Linked DNA regions of Homo sapiens: region 2 is linked to region 1. Evidence: read pairs that join two places in POLR2A ChIA-PET (ENCODE). Cell type or tissue: K562. All regions are shown on one strand. Links, peaks and the distances in the headings refer to the core of each region. The heading gives the core; the rest is flanking DNA.

The links. ChIA-PET counts read pairs that join two places held together with the same protein. Peaks named below come from ENCODE experiments on the same cell type or tissue, not always from the same donor. Only the 100,000 strongest peaks of a DNase experiment are listed, where the experiment ranks them.
Region 2: POLR2A ChIA-PET joins it to region 1 with 5 read pairs; 1 of 35 experiments calls an interaction of 5 or more read pairs at or near these places.

What each region holds. Positions count from the first base shown.
Region 1 is chr9:128,583,646-128,589,557 of GRCh38, reverse strand. It overlaps SPTAN1 (spectrin alpha, non-erythrocytic 1), which reads right to left. Exons shown (of 57, transcript NM_001130438.3): 16 at 5,589-5,770; 17 at 5,033-5,276; 18 at 4,715-4,837; 19 at 3,593-3,810; 20 at 1,860-1,952; 21 at 615-749. Among named protein-coding and RNA genes, the nearest start is that of SPTAN1, 34 kb to the right of the region's middle. In K562, for the core only: a CTCF peak has its summit at 5,035 (motif pointing left); a DNase peak (open chromatin) is centred at 4,171.
Region 2 is chr9:128,333,036-128,337,822 of GRCh38, reverse strand. COQ4 (coenzyme Q4) reads right to left here. Exons shown (of 7, transcript NM_016035.5): 7 at 3,751-4,349. The coding sequence ends at 4,178. Among named protein-coding and RNA genes, the nearest start is that of TRR-TCT3-1, 4.7 kb to the left of the region's middle. RefSeq lists a silencer at 406-564 and an enhancer at 3,742-4,241. In K562, for the core only: no CTCF peak of the experiment used is centred there; DNase peaks (open chromatin) are centred at 2,207 and 3,802.

The sequences.
Region 1 (5,912 bases), core at 1,837-5,836:
ATGCCTGTAATCCCAGCACTTTGGGAGGCTGAGGTGGGTGGATCACGAGGTCAGGAGATAGAGACCACGGTGAAACCCCATCTCTACTAAAAATACAAAAAATTAGCCAGGTGCAGTGGTGGGCGCCTGTAGTCCCAGCTACTCGGGAGGCTGAGGCAGGAGAATGGGGTGAACGCAGGAGGCGGAGCTTGCAGTGAGCTGAAATCGTGCCACTGCACTCTAGCCTGGGTGACAGAGCGAGACTCTGTCTCAAAAAAAAAAAAAAAAGAAAAGAAAAAGAAAAAAAAAGAACCAACAGGTCCAAGTTATACAGAAAGCAAACTTTGGCTTGACAGGACAAAAATTCCACCTAGAGACACTCAATGGTGAAAATAAGCTATCCTTCTGAGTGTGATTATCTATGCTTCTTGCAGGTATTCAAGAAGACAGATTAACTTCTTGGTCATACACAGTACTGCATAAATGTATGTCACGTGGGGGATTGGTGAGGAAACTCATGTCTTTGAATTCTAAGCCTTCTCATTTCAGGGAGACATGCAACCCACAGAAACCCAACTGAGCATACGTGGAGGTGCCAGCGTGGAACAAACACACAGCCACTCTCTGTGCCTTGCCTTGTTGGTGCTGTTGAGTAAGGTAAGGATATCTCCCTTCTTCATGGTGACCTCTCGGGGACTCTTCTCCTGATAGTCGTAGAGAGCCAAGACCAGCTCCTTCCCAGTCTCATCATCCGTGGGGGCCACTTGTTGCTAAAAATCCAAAGGAAGGGCAAACATGGTAAAAACACGTCCGCGCTGAGTCATCTAAGTACAGAGCAGATTCAAATGCCACCAGCTGTACCAAATGTACCAAATATACACTCATGAGAATTCTTCACTGAAGCTACCAATAAAATCTGATCCAAGAACTTTAAATTTTTGGTATCTTTAAAAAAAAAATCTCATTTTGTCTGGGCACGGTGGCTCATACGTGTAATCTCAGCACTTTGGGAGGCTGAGGCAGGCAGATCACCTGAGGTCGGGGGTTCGAGACCAGCCTGACCAACATGGAGAAACCCCATCTCTACTAAAAATACAAAACTAGACAGGCGTGGTGGTGCGTGCCTGTAATCCCAGCTACTCGGGAGGATGAGTCAGGAGAATCACTTGAACCTGGGAGGCGGAGGTTGCGGTGAGCCAAGATCAGGCCAATGCACTTCAACCTGGGCAACAAGAGTGAAACTCCATCTCAAAAAAAAAAAAAAAAAATCTCATTTTAAAGTAGGGCCGGGCACAGTGCTCATACCTATAATCCCAGCACTTTGGGAGGCCAAGGCGGGCAGATCATGAGGTCAGGAATTCAAGACCAGCCCGGCCAACATAGTGAAACCCCATCTCTACTAAAAATACAAAAATTAGCTGGGCGTGGTGGCGGGCGCCAGTAATCCCAGCTACTCAGGAGGCTGAGGCAGGGTAATTGCTTCAACCTGGGAGGCAGAGGTTGCAGTGAGCCAAGATAGTGCCACTGCACTCTAGCAAGACTCCATCTCAAAAAAAAAAAAAAAATTTAGCTGGGCATGGTGGTGAACACCTGTAATCCCACCTACTCAGGAGGCTGAGTCAGGAAAATCGCTTGAACCCAGGAGGCGGAGGTTGCAGTGAGCCGAGGTTGTGCCACTGCACTCCAGCCTAGGCGACGGAGTGAGACTCTGTCTCTAAATAAATAAATAAATAAATAAATCTTATTTTAAACTCTGTAAATCTTTGTGTCACAAGAGTTAATAGCAGAGTCAAATGGGGCCTATGATAGGAACACCTGCTGACAGTATCTGAGTCCTTCAAGGCCTCCCTCCAGTAACCCATAAACTGTTACAAGTTTACCCGGCAGGACTGTGCTTGTTCTCGCAAAGCCTGGATGCTGCTGCCGTAGGCACTGAGATCTGACATCAAAGCTTCGTGTTTCTTCAGTAGAGCCTGAAACCAAAACCACACATGGAGCACTGTGCAGGGGCTGAAGCCTCCCATCCTCCACTGCCTCGCCAACCTGCCATCCTGCCTCAACAGCCTTTCTCAGTTGCACAATGACGTAATCACCTCCTGCCCTTCTTACAGTGCTAATATCATTTTCAAAGTTTTTCAGGATTCTCATCTTTTGGGACAATCATATATATTATGATTATAGCTTACTCATCCTGGTCTAGGCACAGAGGCTTATGCCTGTAATCCCAGCACTTTGGGAGGCTGAGGCAGGCAGACAGCTTGAGCCCAGGAGTTCAAGACCAGCCTGGGCAACATACTGAAACCTCATCTCTACAGAAAATACAAAAATTAGCCAGATGTGATGGTGCGTGCCTGTAGTCCAAGCTACTCAGGGGACTGAGGCAGGAAGACTGCTGAGCACAGGAGGTCAAAGCTGTAGGGAGTCGTGATTGCATCACTGTACTCCAGCCCTAGCGACAGAACGAGCGCGGTGCCTCACGCCTGTAATCCCAGGACTTTGCGAGGCTGAGGCAGGCAGATCACTTGAGGTCAGGAGTTCAAGACCAAACTGGCCAATGTGGTGAAACCCCATCTCTCCTAAAAATACAAAAAAAGTTAGCTGGGCGTGGTGGCGGGCGCCTGTAATCCCAGCTACTTAGGAGGCCAAGGCAGAAGAATCGCTTGAACCCAGGAGGTGGAGGTTGCAGTTATCCGAGATCATGCCACTGCACTCCAACCTGGATGACAGAGTGAGACTCTGTCTCAGAAAAAAAAAAAGAAAAGGAAAAATTCAACTCATTCTAGTTTTTGTGAAGAGTGGTAAGAGCTAGGTACAGGAACTATACCTAGACCTTTATGAATAAAATTTGAGAATTTTAGTCAAAAAACAGATAACCAGTAAAAAACCAAGTACATCTATGTATGTATGTGTGCATGTTGGTATGTGGGTATATGTGCGCACTGGTATGTACATGTGTATGCTGGTATGTTTGTAGGTATGTATATATGTATGTGTGCATGTTGGTATGTTAGTATGTATGTAAGCACACATATGGTTTCACATAGATGAAACAAGAGTGACAAATGTTAACGGTTGAAGGTGAGTGAGAAGTCATCTTCTCTCTCCTTTAGGTATGATTACATTTTCATAATAAAAAGTGAAAAATGGGCCAGAAGGGGTGGTTCATTCCTATCATCCTAGCATTTTGGGAGGCTTTGGCAGGAGGATTGTTTGAGGCCAGGAGTTTGAAACCAGATGGGACAACATAGCGAGACCCTGTCTCTACTAAAAATAAAATTAAAATTAAAAAGCGTAGCTAGGCAGGTAGTGGTACCTGCCTATAGTTCCAACTACTTGGGAGGCTGAGGCAGGAGGATCGCTTGAGCCCAGGAGTTTGAGGCTGCAGTGAGCCACAATTGTAACATTGCAGTCCAGCCTGGGCAAGAGTGAGACTCTGTCTCCAAAAAAAAAAAAAAAAAAAAAAAAACCAAGTGAAAAATGGATTCCAAAACATTTTAAAAAACAATCACTGTAATGCACACCTCCCGCGCATCACTACTTCTCCTAACTTCCTTCTCAGTACAAGCCCTGTTCCACTTCCCTGGCAGGTGAGACGCTTCCCACGCCTGGTTACCTCAGCAGAGTCTTCGTCCTTGCCATAGTCAGTGCTGCCCACAATGGGTTCCTTCTCCCGCATCCAGGATTCAGCCTCGTTAGCATCAGCAAAGTACTGCTGGGCCTGCAGAGAGTCCTCCAGGTCCTGCCGACGCTGGGAAGCTTTGGCTTTCAGTGCCTCCCACTTTTGGTTCAGCTCGTGAAGCTTGGCCTTCACATCCTCTGCAGCAAAATGGCCTGGAAGATGGGTAGGGAAAGAGGATAACAAAAACTACGTTGACACATCACAGAAGGACAAAAATAAGTTTTCTCTGTGTGTTCACGGCACTTTCATTACTATGTTTTGGTGAGCTGTGCCCTTTCATAATTCCATTTTTTTTGAGAGGCTCAGGTTCTAACCCTCTAATGGACTGTTTCATTTTTTGCCTCCTCAAACCATGACCTCTATCTAGACTCTAAGAAGCAGATATCGCAAGTTGGCATTAGTGATAGTATCATAAAGACTAGTAACAGTACCACTGTAGCGCTCAGTTACTGAGACTGGCACGTGCAGGCACTCTATCAGCTCTTTTCCTACTTGGTTTCACTTACTCCCCACTACAGTGTCAGGAGAGGTGCTGTCATCCCCGTTTCACAGATAAGAAATTCAGGCTCGGAGCCAGGCGCGGTGGCTCATGGCTGTAATCCCAGCACTTTGGGAGGCCGAGGTAGGTGGATCACCTGAGGTCAGGAGTTCAAGACCAGCCTGACCAATATGGTGAAACCCTGTCTCTATTAAAAATACAAAAATAAAAATACAAAAATTAGCTGGGTATGGTGGTGTGTCCCTGTAGTCCCAGCTACTTGGGAGGCTGAGACAGGAGAACTGCTTGAACTAGGGAAGCAGAGGTTCCACTGAGCTGAGACCGCGCCACTGCACTCCACCCTGGGTGACAGAGTGAGACCCCGTCTCAAAAAAAAAAAAAAAAAGAAATTCAGGCTCAGAAAGGGTAAGGTCTGGTCAGGTCATACAGTTAGGAAAGAATGGGGATGGTATTCAGCCCCAGAGCCTGGTTTGTGATGCCCACGTGGCCATGCCCTCGGCAAGAAGGGGAGACACGAGGAGCAGCACCAAGCCATGTCACTGATACCAATCACTCACCTTCCTCCACCATGGCATTCCCCTTCTGTGTAACTGCTTTGATGCGTGGTTCATGTCCAGCAATTTCTGCTTGTAAGGCTTGATGTTTCTTTAGCAGATTCTGGACCCCAATTAAATCCTTACCTGAAAGCAGACACCAGTCCCCAGTTATCCAACCATGAAGAGAAAAGTCAGCACTGATTTGTCATTCTTAGCTACCACCATGGTTCCAGTTCAATAATTTAAATTCGACCCTGCCCATCCTGACATGCATCCCCTTTATGCTACAATAGCACAGCCTTTCCCAAGTTGATTCCTACCTGAGGGAAGCAGACTGACCTCTGTTGGTAGATGCGGCAATGGGCTCTTTCTCTCGAATCCACGTCTCCTCATCCTCAACATCCCGGAAGAGCTGCTGCAACCGCAGAGAATCGGCCAGCTTCTGCTTCCGGGCAACCATGGGCTCCTTGAGTGCCTCATAGCGAGCCACGAGGGCTTCCTGTTTCTTCTTGATGTTTTCTGCATCAAAATGGCCAGCATCTTGGAACTGGCGGGCCTGAATGGTGATGCCATCAATTCGGTCCTGGGAATGCAAAAGGACAGAGCAGACTTTACTTTGGGTGTGGTTTTATCGTATACAGAGAAAAATTGATAAGGTCTTTTTTCCATTCCTGAGAGGATTCTTTCTGCTATCTCCTTCCTTCATCTGGGGCTCCTAGAAAGCTCTAAGGGATGATATTTAATTTGAGCAGAAGCACATGCAGCACAGAGCGATCTAAGAAAATCAACACATTTCATCCCTCCCAAAATTCATTTAGTCTCAAATTACTGGCTTTTCCTCCCTCCTATAGTTTCTGCATTCACTTGCCCAACCACAGCCCCCAGTTCACACTACCTGGTGAGCAGCCACATCTGCCTCTAGCAGTGCATGTTTCTTCTGGAGGTTCTGCACATTGGTAAGATCTTTGCCGTAATCATCCGAAGCCAAGTGACCTTCTACTTCATATAGCCACAATTCAATATCCTCAACATTGCGATTAAATTGCTGTTGCTGGTTGGCTTCACGAAGCTTTATTCCTATGGAAGAAAACAAGTTTAATTTTGTACTGCTTAGCATTACCCTTCTGCCAACACTGCCCATGAACAGTAGTATCTTAGTGAAGGACTATACAGGTCAGAATTTTATTCCTTCACTTATGTCACAAAGAGAAAGAAAATA
Region 2 (4,787 bases), core at 1-4,000, 250 kb after region 1:
ACCTCAGCCTCCTGGGTAGCTAGGGCTACAGGTGTGCGCCACCACACCTGGCTAATTTTTTGTATTTTTAGTAGAGACGAGGTTTCATCATGTTGTTCAGGCTAGTCTGGAACTCTTGAGCTCAAGTCATCTGCCCCCCCAGGCCTCCCAAAGTGCTGGGACTCCAGGCATGAGCCACCCCCCGCCAAGCTCTACCAACAAAATAATTTCAGAGTGGTGAATGCTCTAAAGAAAATAAGGGCATAGTGCAGTGGCTCATATCTGGAATACCAGCACTTTGGGAGGTCAAGGCAGGAAGATGGCTTGAGGCCAGGAGTTCAAGACCAGCCGAGCCAACATAGCAAGACCCTGTCTCTACAAAAGAAAAAAAAAAAAAAAAAGCCGGGCCCGGTGGCCCACACCTGTAATCCCAGCACTTTGGGAGGCTGAGGCGGGGGGATCACAAGATCAGGAGTTTGAGACCAGCCTGACCAACATGGTGAAACCACATCTCTACTAACAATTAAAAAAAAAATCAGCCGGGCGTGGTGGCAGGCACCTGTAATCCCAGCTACTCGGGAGGCTGAGGCAGGAGAATCGCCTGAACCCAGTAGGTGGGAGGTTGCAGTGAGCCGAGATCACGCCATTGCACTCCAGCCTGGGCGACAGAGTGAGACTCCATCCACTCCCCCCGCCAAAAAAAAAAAAAAAAAAAAGAAACCACTTGACTGGGCACGGTGGCTCAGGCATGTAATCCTAGCACTTTGGGATGCCAAAGTGGGCAGATCACCTGAGGTCAGGATTTCGAGACCAGCCTGGTCAACATGGTGAAACCCCGTCTCTACTAAAAATAAAAATTAGCTGGACATGGTGGTGCACCCCTGTAATCCCACCTACTTGGGAGGCTGAGGCAGGAGAATTGCTTGACCCTGGGAAAGGGAGGTTGCAGTAAGCTGAGATCACGCCATTGCACTCCAGCCTGGGTGACAGAGCGAGACTCCATCTCAAAACAAAAAAACAAAAAAAAACAAAACAAACAAAAAAAACTTAGCTAGGCGTGGTGGCATGCATCCATAGGCCCAGCTACTAGGGAAGCTAAAACAAGAGGATCCTGGAGCCCAGGAGGTCGAGGCTGTAGTGAGCCGTCATAGTGGCACTGCACTCCAGCCTGGGTGACAGAATGAGACCCCATCTCAAAAAATAAATAATAATAAACAGAAGATGATAGCATGGAGAGAGGCAGAGGGGGACTAGGGACTGCTTTAGATGGCAGGAAGCCCAGGAAGACATCTCTGCTGTGACATTTGAGCAGAGATGTGAATGACAAGGAGCTCACCATGTAACAACCTGGGGACACGGTGCTGTTCCCAAAGGCAGGAAGAAGCCTGGTGTGTTCAGGGAGCAGGATGAAGGCAAGCATGGTTTACTGAGATGGGAGAATAGACGTTTCTAGGCAGAAGTTGGTAGGGCCTCACCAGTGATTACCTATAGCCAGTTTGATTTTTCTCCAATCATGAGCTGGTAACACAAATGCCACCCTATACTCAGGAGACCAGACTCCATTCCCAGCTAAGCCTGATGCTTTGTGTCCATCTCACAAGTGCTACAAAGGCCCAGGGTTGTCCAGGCACTGCCTGCCTAGAGCAGGTGAGCTGCTCAGCTGGGCAGTGAAGGCCATCTGTCTGACCTCCGCTGCCACCCTGGCACTGTTGACTTTAGTGAGCTGCAGTGGGGGTGCCTGGGACCCTGGGAAGCTGCAGAAACAGCTGGCAGGTCTGCAGAGACTGGTGAGGTATGGGGACTCACTAGCATGGCCTCCTTTTCCCGCAGATTCAAGGAGCTCAGAACAAGGTTTCCCTCCTGAAAAGTCCATGGTTCTGAGGTGGGCCTCCAGCCTCCCCTGCCCTTCCTCTGCTATTGGGATCCCTGAACCAGACGTGGTGCGCACAGGGAAGGCTGGGGCCCTGGTATGGCAGTGCTGAGCAGGTCTTCAGACAACCCGTGGTTCCAACCCCAGCTCTATTCCTACTGCCTCGTTAGTAAAACACAAGCAAAATACCATCTCCCTCCTTGGGTGGTGACCTTGAGGTGTCAGTGCGATAATGCATCTCAAGTGCTTAGTACTGCCTGACATATAGTACAGTTAGAAACTGATTATAGATAGGGAAACTGAGGCACTGGTAAACATACCAGGGGGCCTGTGGCCTGTGTTTTAGTTACTCCAGGCAATTCTCTGCCTGCCTCTGGGCCATCAATCATCTATTCACGCAATGAGGAATTGGCCTGAAAAATGCTAAAGCCTCTTCCATCTTGGGGCTTTTCTGGTTCTAAACCCAAGCCAGGGCCACCCACTCTTCTAATACCTTTCATCCAGCCGGTCCTTGTTCCTTGGCTCTTACCCAAGGAAAATGCCTTTTTGCCACTCCAAAATGAACTGCAGCTTTTTGTGCTTATGAACACAGTAAGAATAAAACAGCTCCTGATTGGTTGGAAACAGTGGTTCACATCTGGATTATTTGGAAGGCCAAGGGTGGGAGGATCACTTGAGCCCAGGAGTTCAAGCAGCCTGTGCAACATAGAGACCTCATCTCTACAAAAAATTAAAATTAGTTGGGCGGCCAGTCGTGGTGGCTCACGCCTGTAATCCCAGCACTTCGGGAGGCCGAGGTGGCTGGATCGCCTGAGGTCAGGTGTTCAAGACCAGCCTGGCCAACATGGTGAAACTCCATCTCTACCAAAAAATACAAAAATTAGCTGGGCATGATGGCATGCGCCTGTAGTCCCAGCTCCTGGGGAGGCTGAGATGGGAGACTTGCTTGAACTTGGGACGCAGAGGTTGCAGTGAGCCGAGATCGTGCCACTGCACTCCAGCCTGGGCAAAAAGAGTGAGACCCTGTCTCAAAAATAAATAAATATAAATTAAAAAAAATTAGTTGGGCATGGTGGTGTGTACCTGTGGCCTCAGCTACTGGGGAGGTTGAGATGAAGACTGCTTGGGCCCAGGAAGTTGAGGGTGCAGTGAGCCAAGATTATGCCATGCACTCCAGCCTACATGACGGGGCAAGAGCTTGTCTCAAACAACAACAATAAAAAACCCCACCTCCTGCTCCTTGGGCCCTTTTTCTGAAGTCCGCCTTCTGAATGTCCCCTCAGAAACCCCCACAATAGTCCTAGGGGATGAGTGCCTTAGGATTCCACTTTTCCTGATGATGAAATGGGGACTCAGAGAGGGGAAGGGACTTGCCCTAAGTCCTCTGCTGGAAAACAGGGAGGAGTTGGCTGGGCGCGGTGGCTCATGCCTATAATCCCAGCACTTTGGGAGGCCGAGATGGGCGGACCACGAGGTCAAGAGATCGAGACCATCCTGGCCAACATGGTGAAAACCCGTCTCTAAAAATACAAAAATTAGCTGAGTGTGGTGGCACGCACTTGAAGTCCCAGCTATTCAGGAGGCTGAAGCAGGAGAATCATTTGAACCTGGGAGGTGGAGGTTGCAATGAGCCGAGATCTCGCCATTGCACTCCAGCCTGGCGACAGAGCGAGACTCCATCTCAAAACAAAAACAAAAAACAAAAAAACAAAACAAAAAAAAACAGGGAGGAGCTGGGAATTTGAATCCATGTCCACCCAACTTCGGCCAGAGGAGAGGGGACAAGCAGCTAGAGCCCAGGCTGGGAGGGAAACTTCTACTTCCAAGCACTAGGGTGCTTGGAAGGCGCAAGAGTGCCAAAGTCAGGGGCATCCCTGGGGGAAAGGAGGACAAGCAGACACTTGACCTGATGGGAGCCTTTATTCACACACTCGCCTCCCCCTCCACTTCTCTCTTCTCAGGCTTTTGGAATTGGGTGTAGCCCTCACTCCTGTGAGGACACCCAGCCTGGCCCCCAGCAAACCTGGCTGGCTGGGAGGAGTTGCAACAGGAGCACTGCGACATCCCAGCATGAGCCCAGACGACTGATACTGTTCATGCATGGTTCTCCTTGGGTAGCTGCTGGTCCCCCTGGGAATGCCACTGTACTGCTTGCTCCCTGCGGGGTTCGTCCTCAAGGCCACTCAGCAGTGGTTATGACAAATTATGATAAATGTTGTCCAAGGGTCAGTGTTCAAAGAAGAGGAACAAAGGTAGTCAAGGGAGCCCTCTGCCTCCAAGGGAAGCAGGGGATGGGGGAGGTAGGCCAGGCCCCGCTGGCTCAGGAGCTCAGGCCAAGCCCTGGACGTGCATGGGTGGTGCTGTAATGCCCAGCTCCTCCCGCAGAGCCCTCAGGGACTGCTCCCAGCGCCGCTCATAGTACAGGTTGAGGACACATGGGGCTCTGCGCCCGTTCTGAACGGCCCATGGGATCAACTCCGAGACCAGCACTTGCAGGCTCCTGTGGGGCAGCAGAGGAAAAAGAAAACATCAAGTCCCTGGGGCCAGGCACTCGACTGCTCGGCACTTGTGCATTTTCTCAGTTCATCCTCACAAAGGCCTCGGAAGGAGGTAGTTATTATCCCTGCTTTTTAGATGAGGCAACAGAGCTCAGTGAGGTGGAATCTCAAGCCCAAAGCCACACATCTTGAACATGTCGAAGCTCAGATTTAAATCATGGCTCCCTCACTCCAGAATCTAACACCAACCTGCCTTCCCACTGACGCTCATCATTCTGACCATGCACTTAGGCCTGGCCCAAGAGACCCCAGAGTCCTGTGAAATGTACAGGCTTTATTTGCTCACTTGAAGACCCTTGCCCCAGGCCAGTTTCACATCTCTGCTCCATTCTTTCTACCCTTACTTCCTGGAGAACTGGAACGGGCTGTGCAGGGGCCCG